Linked DNA regions of Homo sapiens: regions 1 and 3 are each linked to region 2. The links are chromatin contacts, found by Hi-C or POLR2A ChIA-PET in ENCODE. All regions are on one chromosome and are shown on one strand. Each heading gives the region's core, a stretch centred on a gene start or an enhancer-like site at or near the end of the contact. The rest is flanking DNA. Distances are from core to core; before and after follow the strand shown. Region 1 holds the start of MYO5A (myosin VA). Region 2 holds the start of MAPK6 (mitogen-activated protein kinase 6). Region 3 overlaps MYO5A (myosin VA).

Region 1 (3,201 bases), core at 1-2,500, 510 kb before region 2:
AGGCAGGGATTAAACAAACAAAAACAGCAACAACAACAACGACAACAATAAAGAATGAAGATTATTCAACCAGAAACGACAATGAGGGTGGGGAGAAGATAGAGGATGAAGACAGCGCAGGGTTGGGAGTAGAAAGACCACATTCTTGTGCTGGATGTTCAAGGATCACCGTGAGGAGAGTGAGGGCGGCTTTGCCCTTTTGATGTTGAGTTAAACTGTAATACAGATTTTCCATGTAAGTACTCCGTCATTTTCAGGTGGCAACCGGATAAACTTCAGGTGCCACCATGGAGCCGACAATCACCAGCAGCGAACAGGACGGGAAGAAGGCTGGGACAGAAGGGTAGTTGCATCTCCGCAAACGCACAGGTCTAGGAAAGAGGCACCTGGGCTGTCCCCGGGCTATCTCGTTTCAAAGTCACTTAAGTTTCTGTAGCTTAGAAGCGGCCCTTGCCCTCTGGTATCGGGAGACGACTTTGCTGCAGACATCGAGGTGCTCGGAATGACCTTGGTGATCAACCTTAACCTGAAATTCCCGGTCCTGCATTGCCCATCTCCCGGGTCACTGCTGCTGACAAGGCTCTTCTACAGTCCTGGGTTATTCTACAGTCTTTCAAGAGGGCTTCCCCTAAATCCTCTCCCTAGGAATGCTTGGAAGGACGGGAGGAGCAGCCTGGAGGCTCCCATCGTTTATTCGGACACAGTAACAGCCCGTGCCATGGCTGCGCTACCGCGGGAGCTAGGCTCCGCAGCAGAGGGCCCCGGGCTCGCTTCGGGGTGGGGGCGCCCGGGGTGTGCCGCGCCCTCGGGGCTCACGTCCCGGGCGGGTTTCCGGGCCTCGGCAGGGCGCGAGGCGGCGGCGGGGCCGGCTGGCAGGCTGATGATGATGATGCTCTGTGCTCGTAGCCGATGGGAGGCAGCGTGAGCCCGAGAGAGCCCAGAGCAGCCGCGGTGGCAGCGCTGGAGCGCAGCCTCCTCCCGCTCCCATAATGCACAGGGCGGCGGCGGTGGCGGCGGCGGCAGCGGAGGCAGCATCGCGGGCCGCCGAAGTGGCTGCGGCGGCGGCGGCGACCCCTAGGACCCCGGGCAGGTGGAGCGCTCGCGGCTGCTCGCGGCGAGCCCGGGAGTGATGGCGAGGCCCCTGCGGGCGGCCAGCGCCTGAGGCGCCCCGCCCCGCCCCGCCCCGCGCGGCCCTCCCCGCCCGGCCCTGCCCTGCCCTGCTCCCTGCCGGCGGCTGCGGGCGCTTCCTAGTCCGCTCGGGCGGCCGCCCAGGCGAGGTGCGGCCTCCGCACAGGCGGGGGGCGTAGGCGCGCGGGGCCCGCCATGGCTGCGTCGGAGCTCTACACAAAGGTAAGGCACCCCGCGGCCGGCGTCGAGGACTGGGGCTGTGCGGCCCTCGCCGCCAGCTGTCAGGCTGGGGAGGGGGCGGGAGCGCCGGGCCCAGGCGAGCCCCACCAGCGCCATCCCCTTCAGCGCCTCAGAACCCTCGGCCCTACCAGCCGGTCGCCCGCTGCGGCACCTTCCTCTTTCGGGCGAGATGGTGAAGGCGGCGGAAGGTGGCCCGCCTCGGGGGTCTCCCAGGCCCCTGCCGCGCTGCTCGAGCTGGGGGCAGAGCGGGCTTCGGAGTGGAAAGGGGGCCCATGTGGATTTAGCAGGGCGGGCGTGCCTCCCCTCCTGCTTGGCTTTGGAAAATTCCCGGCGGGTGGGAGATGCTTGCTCCAGTAGATCGGATGGGTTCTCTCGTGGGGACACGCGCTTAAAATAACGTCTTGTGTTGGTATGCAGTGCCGCTTCTACCGCCAGCTAGCCTTTCTGTGAGGTTATTTTGAATCCTGCAAACGGTGGCCGTATCACCTTTAGCTCCCCAGTTTAGCTGCGCTGGGGGTGGCGAGCCCCGGGGAAAGATGCTGCCGGATGAACGCGAGCTGATTCACCGGCTGGGAGGGTCGGTACTCATTTATCGCTGGGAGTTTGCAACCTGCGTGTAATCCCGCAGAGCCTTGTTAGGCTCCATGTCTTTACCATCCTCTGGGGCAAGCCTTTCCCTTCTGGGTTTGGTTTAAGGGAAGTGGCAGTCTTTTCTTAGACTGACATCAATATACTCAGGGTCTGGCGATCTCTGAATGACATATTATGGAGAACTGTCACTTGAGTGCTGCGCAGATTTGTGATGACCTTTGTGAATATATGTAATCATGGCATTTTATACTGTACACTCATGTGTAGGTAGATATTTTGCCAGATATTGATTACTTCTACATGCAGTTAATAGAGTTGCCTTTTCACATTAGCTTTTGCAACAGAACTTTCATTTAGGGTCCTGTAATCACTGGAATCATTGTTTCCAAATGTCACTGAAGTCCAGGGCCCAAGTTGCAGTGTGTTTTGTAGAGGAAAGAAGACTGGGCATCAAGAGACCTGGATTCAAGCCGGGACTTACTAACTGTGACCTTGGACAAGTCACTTAACATCTCTGGTTCGATTTCCTAATGAGTAAATGCAGTTAATTATACTTGCCTTGCATCCCTTACAAGCTGTTGTGAGAATCAAACTTAATAATCGTTGTGAAAGCTTTTTGTAACCTATGAATTTCTCTGCAAATATGAGATATATGATTAATTTCTTCAACCATGAAATGAGCTTGCATGAAACATTGTCTGAGACCTCTTTCTTTCTAGTTTTAGATTTAACGACTGTACAGTTGGAACTTCTCTCTCAACCTGGTAATTTCTTTAGGCATTGTAGATCTCTAACATATGAACGAATGCAATTGGAAACTGATTAAAAGTAACTTAAACACTTAATATGGTGCTTGCTATGTGCCAGGTACTGTTTTAAGCGTTTTAAAAATATGAACTCATAATCCTCATAAGGAACTTATGAGGTCGATATTAAGAAATATCAAAATCATTTTCACATGAAGAGATAATCAGTCTGTAAACATTCCTTGGTTACTTTGTGTAGCCCATCCCCTCCACTTCTACATCAAGTTTGTCCAACCCGCAGCCCATGGGCCGCATGTGGGCCCAGGACGGCTTTGAATGTGCCCCAACACAAATTCATAAACTTTCTTAAAACATGGGTTGTTGTGTTTTTTTTGCAATTTTTTTTTTAGCTCATCATTTATCATTAGTGTATTTTATGTGTGGCCAAAGAAAATTCTTCTTCCAGTGTGGCCCAGGGAAGCCAAAAGATTGGACA
Region 2 (3,380 bases), core at 433-2,932:
TTACTGAATTCAGGACATCAATGAATAATTTTACAAGCTTAAGGCAATTCTTAATAAATGATGTAACATATGTGAAATGACTTTACAATCCCTGGCACATAGCAAACACTTCATAAACATGTTTGAACAACTACTATCTAAAGACAAAGTTCCTTTCACCCAATTCAAAATTATTTTTTAAACATTAAAATCTGATATTTCTATGAAGAAATTCCTGATTTCAGGGCCAGGCCCTGTTTGGACCCTACATTCTTCTGGTCAGATCATTCTTTCCATCTCAGTTTTCCAGCGTTAAAGAGGGAGGACATGTGCAATTGGAACTGTAAGAGACAGGCTAGAAGAATCAGCCATCAGAAAATTACTCTGAAGCTGCTTGCTCTTCATTGTATGGCGTGTTAATTTTTCCCCTTGACAAATCATCTGTATCCGTTAAAAAAAAAAAAGTCATTACTGAGACTGCATCTTTAGCAATGAACACGAATTCTGCCGTTAATACAAGTAGGCTTCTAATTCCAACTCACCAGTCCCTTTCACTGGACCTTTTCCAATGAACAAGCAAAAGAAAAAATAAAACAGGAAAGGAATCAAGAAGCTCCCGCTGCACAGAGATCCCCCTAACACCTAAACCGGTTGGGTCCTACACTCGCCAAGAAACAAAAGGATGCCAAAACACCTTTACTTTTCGACACAACTCACAAGGCGGACTAAAATGCACAGCAAAGTGACAAGGCCCTTTTTGGTGAACCGACAAAACAAGCTTTCATTTGGGCACTTTTACAGACCACCACTTAAGGTCCCGAAAGAAGCTAAGGAAAGACTGTAGGGCCGAGGGAGGAAATTAGGAATTTCGTCTCCGAGTTTTCAGTACCTCATTCATGGCAAGACTCAAAACTTGGGCGGACTTCAGGGCTCTGAGACGAGCCGGGTGAGCGCTGCGCGCTACGCCACTGGAGACTTTGCCCGGCCGGAGTCAGCTGAGGCCGAGTCACCGGGTGGGATGGGGGAGGAGACGCGGGAGCATTTCGAAAGGCAGCGTGCCAGTAAGGCGAGACTCCACGCCACCTCATGTTCCCCGGGCCGCCGCCCCTCGCTCGCCCGCCCTCCGGTCCGGTCCGGCTGGGTTTCGAACCCGCGGAGCCAGGCGCAGGCGGCGGGACGGCAGCAGGCGTGCGGGGCCAGGGAGCGGGCGCGGCCTGGCAGGGCGACCGGCGAGGGGCGTGCCGGGTGGGAGGGGCGCGCTGGCCGCCTGGCCGGCCCCACGCGGGGACCCCAGCCCGCCGCCCGCCCGCCCGCGCGGGGACGCGCCGGCCAGGCCCGAGCGGGCGGGCAGGCGGGCGAGCAGGGGGCGGGCGGCAGACCGAACAAAAACGCCTTTGTTGAGCGGCAGCCGCCGGAGGGTCACACACAATGGAGGAGGGAGCCGGCTCCGCCGTCGCCGCCGCCGCCGCCGCCGCCGGGCCCGCCGCGGCGCCCTCCCGAGCCGCCCCGCCGGCGCACCCCGCACACGTACACACACACACTCACGGGACTTCTCCGACTCATCGAGAGAGTGCGGGGCTCGCGGACTGCCCCCAGTGTCGGCTCAGGTCTCCGGCTGTGCTGGCGGCAGCGGCGTCTCCGAGGCTCTCGCTTTGCCGCAGTCGCCGCCATGTAACCCCGACCCGCGAGAGAGGGCGAGGAAGAGGGGGCGGGGCTTCGCGGTGCCACGCCCCCTCACGTCACAGGCTCACTCCACGGGTTCTCCCGCCCCCGCCCTGCCCAGCGCACCCGCACGCGCCGGAATTTCCAGCGCCCGTGACTGGGCTGCGCGCGCCGCGGAGGCGGTGGGAAAGGCACGCGGCTCGTCCGGCGTCTCCTGGGGGCTTTGCCTGCGGGCGGGCAGGGAGGAAGACAGCTGGGGCCGTTTGCTCTACTACCTGCCCTGGCATTAAGGGAACAAAGTGACCAAACCCAGTGCCAGCGTTTACTAAGCACCTACTACGTGCAAGGCACTGGGCAATCCGAGAGGAAGAGGCCTCAGTCTCCAGGAAGGGTGGACCTTAAGATGGATTGGCTGGAAGGCGACAGCCCGAGCACAAGACAGACGCGTTAGAGGCCAATACTAAGGTCATTCATTCTGCCAGAGTATGGAGGAAGGCTTTCAGGAGTGGTCGCCAAGGTGGCCTTTCAGCTGGATCCCGGAGGAGCGGATATAACCAGGAGGTGGGGAGGGTGTTTCTGTGAGCAAAGACTGGGAGGCCAGAGTACCTGGCTTGTTGCAGGAACTGGGATAGGACAATTTGAATTTGGGAAGGGATGCACTATGAAACGTAGAAAGGTGGATGGGTGCCTTCTTGGGCCCACTTGGCTAAAAGCAAACTTACATTACTTATCATGGCTTATTGAGTCCAAGGAGCCTTTTCAGTGTTTATGTGAAATTTAAGTATTTATGAAATTAGAGACGCAGGTCAGCATATTTTTTCAATGACTTCATCACCATCTTGCTGAGAACCAGACATAGAATAGCCCTTCTAGTCATTATTATGGGCATCTTCAAGAAAGAGGCAAAGACCACTTCAAAAAGATCACAAAGGGCCAGGCGTGGTGGTTCACGCCTGTAATCCTAGCACTTTGGGAGGCCGAGACGGGCAGATCACCTGAGGCCAGGAGTTCGAGACCAGCATGGCCAACATGGTGAAAGCCCCGTCTCCACTAAAAATACAAAAAGTAGCCGGGTGTGGTGGCTCACACCTGTAATCCCAGCTACTCGGGAGGCTGAGGCAGGAGAATAGCTTGAACCCCGCGGGGGGTTGCAGTGAGCCGAGATCGCGCCAGGACACTCCAGCCTGGGCGAAAGGGCGAAACTCTGTCTCAAAAAAAAAAATCACAGAGTAATGAAGTTAAGTGGTTGGGGTGAGCTTGAATGCTTTATATTTTTTAATATTTAAAACAACGTCAGCTGAGTACCAGGTGTGAAGAAGAGGTAATGAGTGAAAAAAACCAAGAGAAAGGGGAGACTTGTTCCAACCGCAGAATTTCCAGCTTCTGCAACGAGAGCTCGTACCTTCAGCCCCACTGCCTCTGCTCTAGGCTCTCCTCTGATCCTCAGGACATTTTTCCTCTCACTCTTTGAGAACTCGTTTACCTTCCTTTTCCATCAATGTCTGATCACCCAGAGAAGGTGGGAGAATAAATACCAAGCACTGTGCCTTCCCTCAAGGAGCATTTAATCCAGTGTCACTGCTGACTTCCTGTGGATAATGCAAAGTTGGCTTACAATAGTAAGGGAGACCACTAAATTGACAGAATCTTTGTAGCATTTCAAAAGGGTGTCAGGCCTCTGAGCCCAAGCTAAGCCATCGTATCCCCAGTGACCTGCACATATACATCCAGATGACCTG
Region 3 (3,312 bases), core at 623-3,122, 450 kb before region 2:
GTATTGCCCAGGCTGGTCTCCAACTCCTAGGCTCAAGCAATCCTCATGCCTCAGCTTCTCAAAGTGCTGGGATTACAGACATGAGCCACTGCACCTGGTCCATCTTTTCTTTGTTTAACTTTTTAAATGGTGCTTCTGTTCGCTACCTGTTTTTTTCTTTTGCCTATTTGCTACTAGGTTGTTTATCTTTTTCTTATTAATTCGCTGATATGTGAGGTTTTGTTTTATGAAGCTTAATCTTGCTGGACATAAAATTATTGGCTGCTAGGTTTTTCTTTTTTCTTTCATCACTTTGAAAATGCCATCCCATTCTCTTCTGGCCTGTGAGAGTTCTGCTGAGAAGTGTGCCATTAGTCTGATGGGGTTTCCTTTATAGGCAACTAAGTGTGCTTTTCTCTTGCCGATTTAAAATTTTTTTCCTTCACTTTGACTTTAGACAGTCTGATGATAATATGCTGTGGTGAAGTTTTTTTTGCAGTTTATTTTCCTGGGGATTGCTGGGCCTCCTGTAGCTGGATGTCTAAATCTCTTTCTTGACTTGGGAAATTTTCATCAATTATTTCCTTAAATAGGTTTTCAGAACTTTTTGCATTTTCTTCCTCCTTGAGAATACCAATAATTCGTAAGCTTGGTTGCCTTATGTAGACCCTAATATCTTGATGTCTTTATTCATTCTTTTTTCCTCACTTTTGTCTGATTATGTTATTTCAAAAGACTTGTCTTCAAGTTTTGAGATTCTTTTTTTCTGCTTAGTCTAGTCTATTTTTGAAGCATTTCAAATGTATTTTGTAATTCCTTCAATAATTTTTCAGACCCAGAATTTCTGTTTGTTTTTGAAATCTGTCTCCTGTAAATTCCTCATGTGCATCCTAAATTGATTTTCTGATTTTCTTTATATTAGTTTGCAGATTTCTCTTGCATCTCATTGAGCTTCTTTAAAATCAATACTTTGAATTATTTATCGACATTTCAAGGATTTTTGTTCTGCTTAGGATCTATTGCCAAATAATTATTTTGTTCCTTTGAGGGCGCCATAATACCTTGCTTTTTCATACTTCCTATATGTTGATTTCTGTGTATCTGAAGATGTGACTATGATGCTGATTGGGTAGGGCCATTTGTCTGCATGAAGTGACAAAGACTTTGTATGATTTCCTTGGATATACATAGCCTTAATGCGGTAGCTTTCTTGAATGCTGGTTGTAGTGGCGTACCAGGCAGTGAGCAGACACACAACCTCCTGTGCAGCTGTGATGTCATGGGTGATAGGGGCAGTAGTTGTGAGAAGCTCTTCTCTTTCTCAAGTGCTGTGCTCTTGTGTTAATTGTTGCAGTGGGCTCTTCAGGCTGTCCCAGAAGGTGGATTGGGCCATGGAACCCCCAGGGGCCTGGATCCTGCACCCTATCTTGGAGTGGGGGGCAAAGCTGGAATGGAGCTAAGTTAGCTAGGCCTGCACTCAGACCACCTACCCTGATGGGAGTGGCTACCTACCCTGATTTAGGCCTCTGGTAAAATACCTGGGTTAGGGCTGACCACTGTTATGCTGATGTCTCAGCCTGGGAAGGGAGGGTGGTTCTAGCTTCACAGCCTTGGCTGGCAGACATGGGACCTGCTTCCCTCTTACACCCCAGTCTTGGCAAGGTTCATGCCCCCATCTCAACTATGTTAGCCAGTCTGGCTGTTCACTTAGTCACTACAGTTTGCTTCTCGTCTGCAGTGCAGTCTTGGGCTATAGGAGTCACTGTGCAGCTCAATACTACACCTCTCTGGCACTTCTCCTCCTCTGGTCCATGGGTGGGGTTGGGGGGAGCCCAGTTTCAGCACCAGCAGCTGGAGCCCATACCACACTCATTTCTCAGTTCTGGCTGTGGGAGCCCCTCCCACAGGTTTCAGTTCCCCAAGCCCCAGCCTGAGTCTCTCTACTGCCAAAGACTGCTGCTGCTGTGGCTAGCTCCCAGGCGTGTGAGGTGCAGCTTGCTAAGTAAGAGCTAGGAAAGAGAATAGGGTCCTGCTGTAGGTGTCCAGTCTGAAGGAATGCCTGGGATACTTCCTCAAGCAGTTCCTTCTCACAGTCTCCTGGCTGCTCCGCATGTTAGATCTAGGGCTTAGAAGGGGCAAGGTACTTTCCTGTGGTCTGGATTGCTCGATTCCCTAGTGGGAAAGTGGACCACAGAGAGATATGTACCCTTTTCCATATTGGGGATTCACTCCTGGTTTTTGGCCGGTCCTGGCCATACGGGCTACCTACCTTCCTTCTTCTCAGATTTTGGAGTTTCTTTTTGCTTTTCTGTTGGACTCATTGCTTTTCATGTCAAACATATTATCATGGATAATATGTTCAAAGTATGATTGTCTACACACTATTTTGGTTCTTCTGAGTTTATGAAGTGTGCTAGAAAAGCCTCTAGTCAGCCATCTTGGGCGAAAAAAATCTCAAGATGTATCTTTTTCTTAATGATTTGTAAGAGTTCTTTTTAAAAGTCTTTTTAAATTTATTCTATTTATTTTCTAGAGACAGGGTCTTGCTCTGTTGCTCAGGCTGGAGTGCAGTGGCATGATCATAGCGCACTATACTTTCGAATTCCTGAATTCAAGCAATCCTCCTGCCCTAGCCTCCCAAGTAGCTGGGACTACAGGCAAAAGTTCTTTATACATTAAGGGACTTTGCTTTTTTACAAATATATTTTTGGTCACCCTGTATTTTGGGTTTGTTTATGATGTATTTTGGCACCCAGAAGTTTTTTATTTTTCTGAAAAATATTTTATACCAACCATTCTTTCAAAATTATAAAACCTAGATCAACTTTCATAGCTGCTTTTCTCGGCTAAAATTAAGCTAAAAGGACACTTAATAAAAGGGGCAAGGATAGGGGATCATGGGAGGAGTTAATAAGAAAGCATCATGCAGCCCAAAGTTTAACACTTCCACTTAAAGATGCAGGCCAACAGGGCTTTTTTGCTTAAGGTGTCTCAGCCAGCAGCAAGATGGCCTACTCATTTGCCCTCTCAAAGCCAGCTCATTATAGAATTCCGTAATAATCTTGCCCTGACCTTACTACCAAGGCTGCTGTTTCCAGGTCAAGAATCTCCCTTCTAGTGCTCATCATTAATGAGGTAATACCAGTGAAATGTCCCTCCTTGCCCCTGCCCTTAGGTAAAGCTGACTCCCAGTGTGGCCAATACAGTCTCTATTTGCCTAATATGGATGACATTTTGGAAGCAATTATGTGTATATTAGATAAATCCTGTCTACAGGCTAAATGTGAGTGACAGTCATATATACATAACTAGGAAAACGACTAATCATAAGCA

The links. Hi-C counts contacts between places; a loop is a spot of excess contacts on that map. ChIA-PET counts read pairs that join two places held with the same protein, here RNA polymerase II (POLR2A). Pooled maps may share reads with other maps.
Region 1: a loop to region 2 is called in a map of heart left ventricle, with 4 times the contacts of the local background. The contact joins the promoter of MYO5A here to the promoter of MAPK6 in region 2. A Hi-C loop is called at or near these places in 1 of 168 maps with a recorded cell type or tissue (heart left ventricle) and 6 of 50 pooled maps. POLR2A ChIA-PET finds 5 or more read pairs at or near these places in 1 of 52 experiments (IMR-90).
Region 3: a pooled map shows a loop between it and region 2 (3-fold over the local background). The contact joins the enhancer-like site here to the promoter of MAPK6 in region 2. A Hi-C loop is called at or near these places in 5 of 37 single-sample maps with no recorded cell type and 10 of 50 pooled maps.

What each region holds. Positions count from the first base shown.
Region 1 is chr15:52,526,929-52,530,129 of GRCh38, reverse strand. MYO5A (myosin VA) reads left to right here and starts at 1,250. Exons shown (of 42, transcript NM_001382347.1): 1 at 1,250-1,350. The coding sequence starts at 1,324. RefSeq lists a silencer at 721-1,600.
Region 2 is chr15:52,017,521-52,020,900 of GRCh38, reverse strand. It overlaps MAPK6 (mitogen-activated protein kinase 6), which reads right to left and starts at 1,682. Exons shown (of 6, transcript NM_002748.4): 1 at 1,525-1,682. It overlaps MAPK6-DT (MAPK6 divergent transcript), which reads left to right and starts at 1,806. Exons shown (of 2, transcript NR_156732.1): 1 at 1,806-2,202. RefSeq lists enhancers at 622-671, 2,012-2,081 and silencers at 922-1,431, 1,732-1,841.
Region 3 is chr15:52,464,856-52,468,167 of GRCh38, reverse strand. All of the region lies in intron 1 of MYO5A (myosin VA), which reads left to right. Among named protein-coding and RNA genes, the nearest start is that of MYO5A, 62 kb to the left of the region's middle. RefSeq lists enhancers at 1,716-2,005, 1,650-2,405. Within about 2 kb of position 1,872, at least 10 of the 41 ENCODE cell types and tissues checked have a DNase peak (open chromatin) inside an H3K27ac peak, as active enhancers do.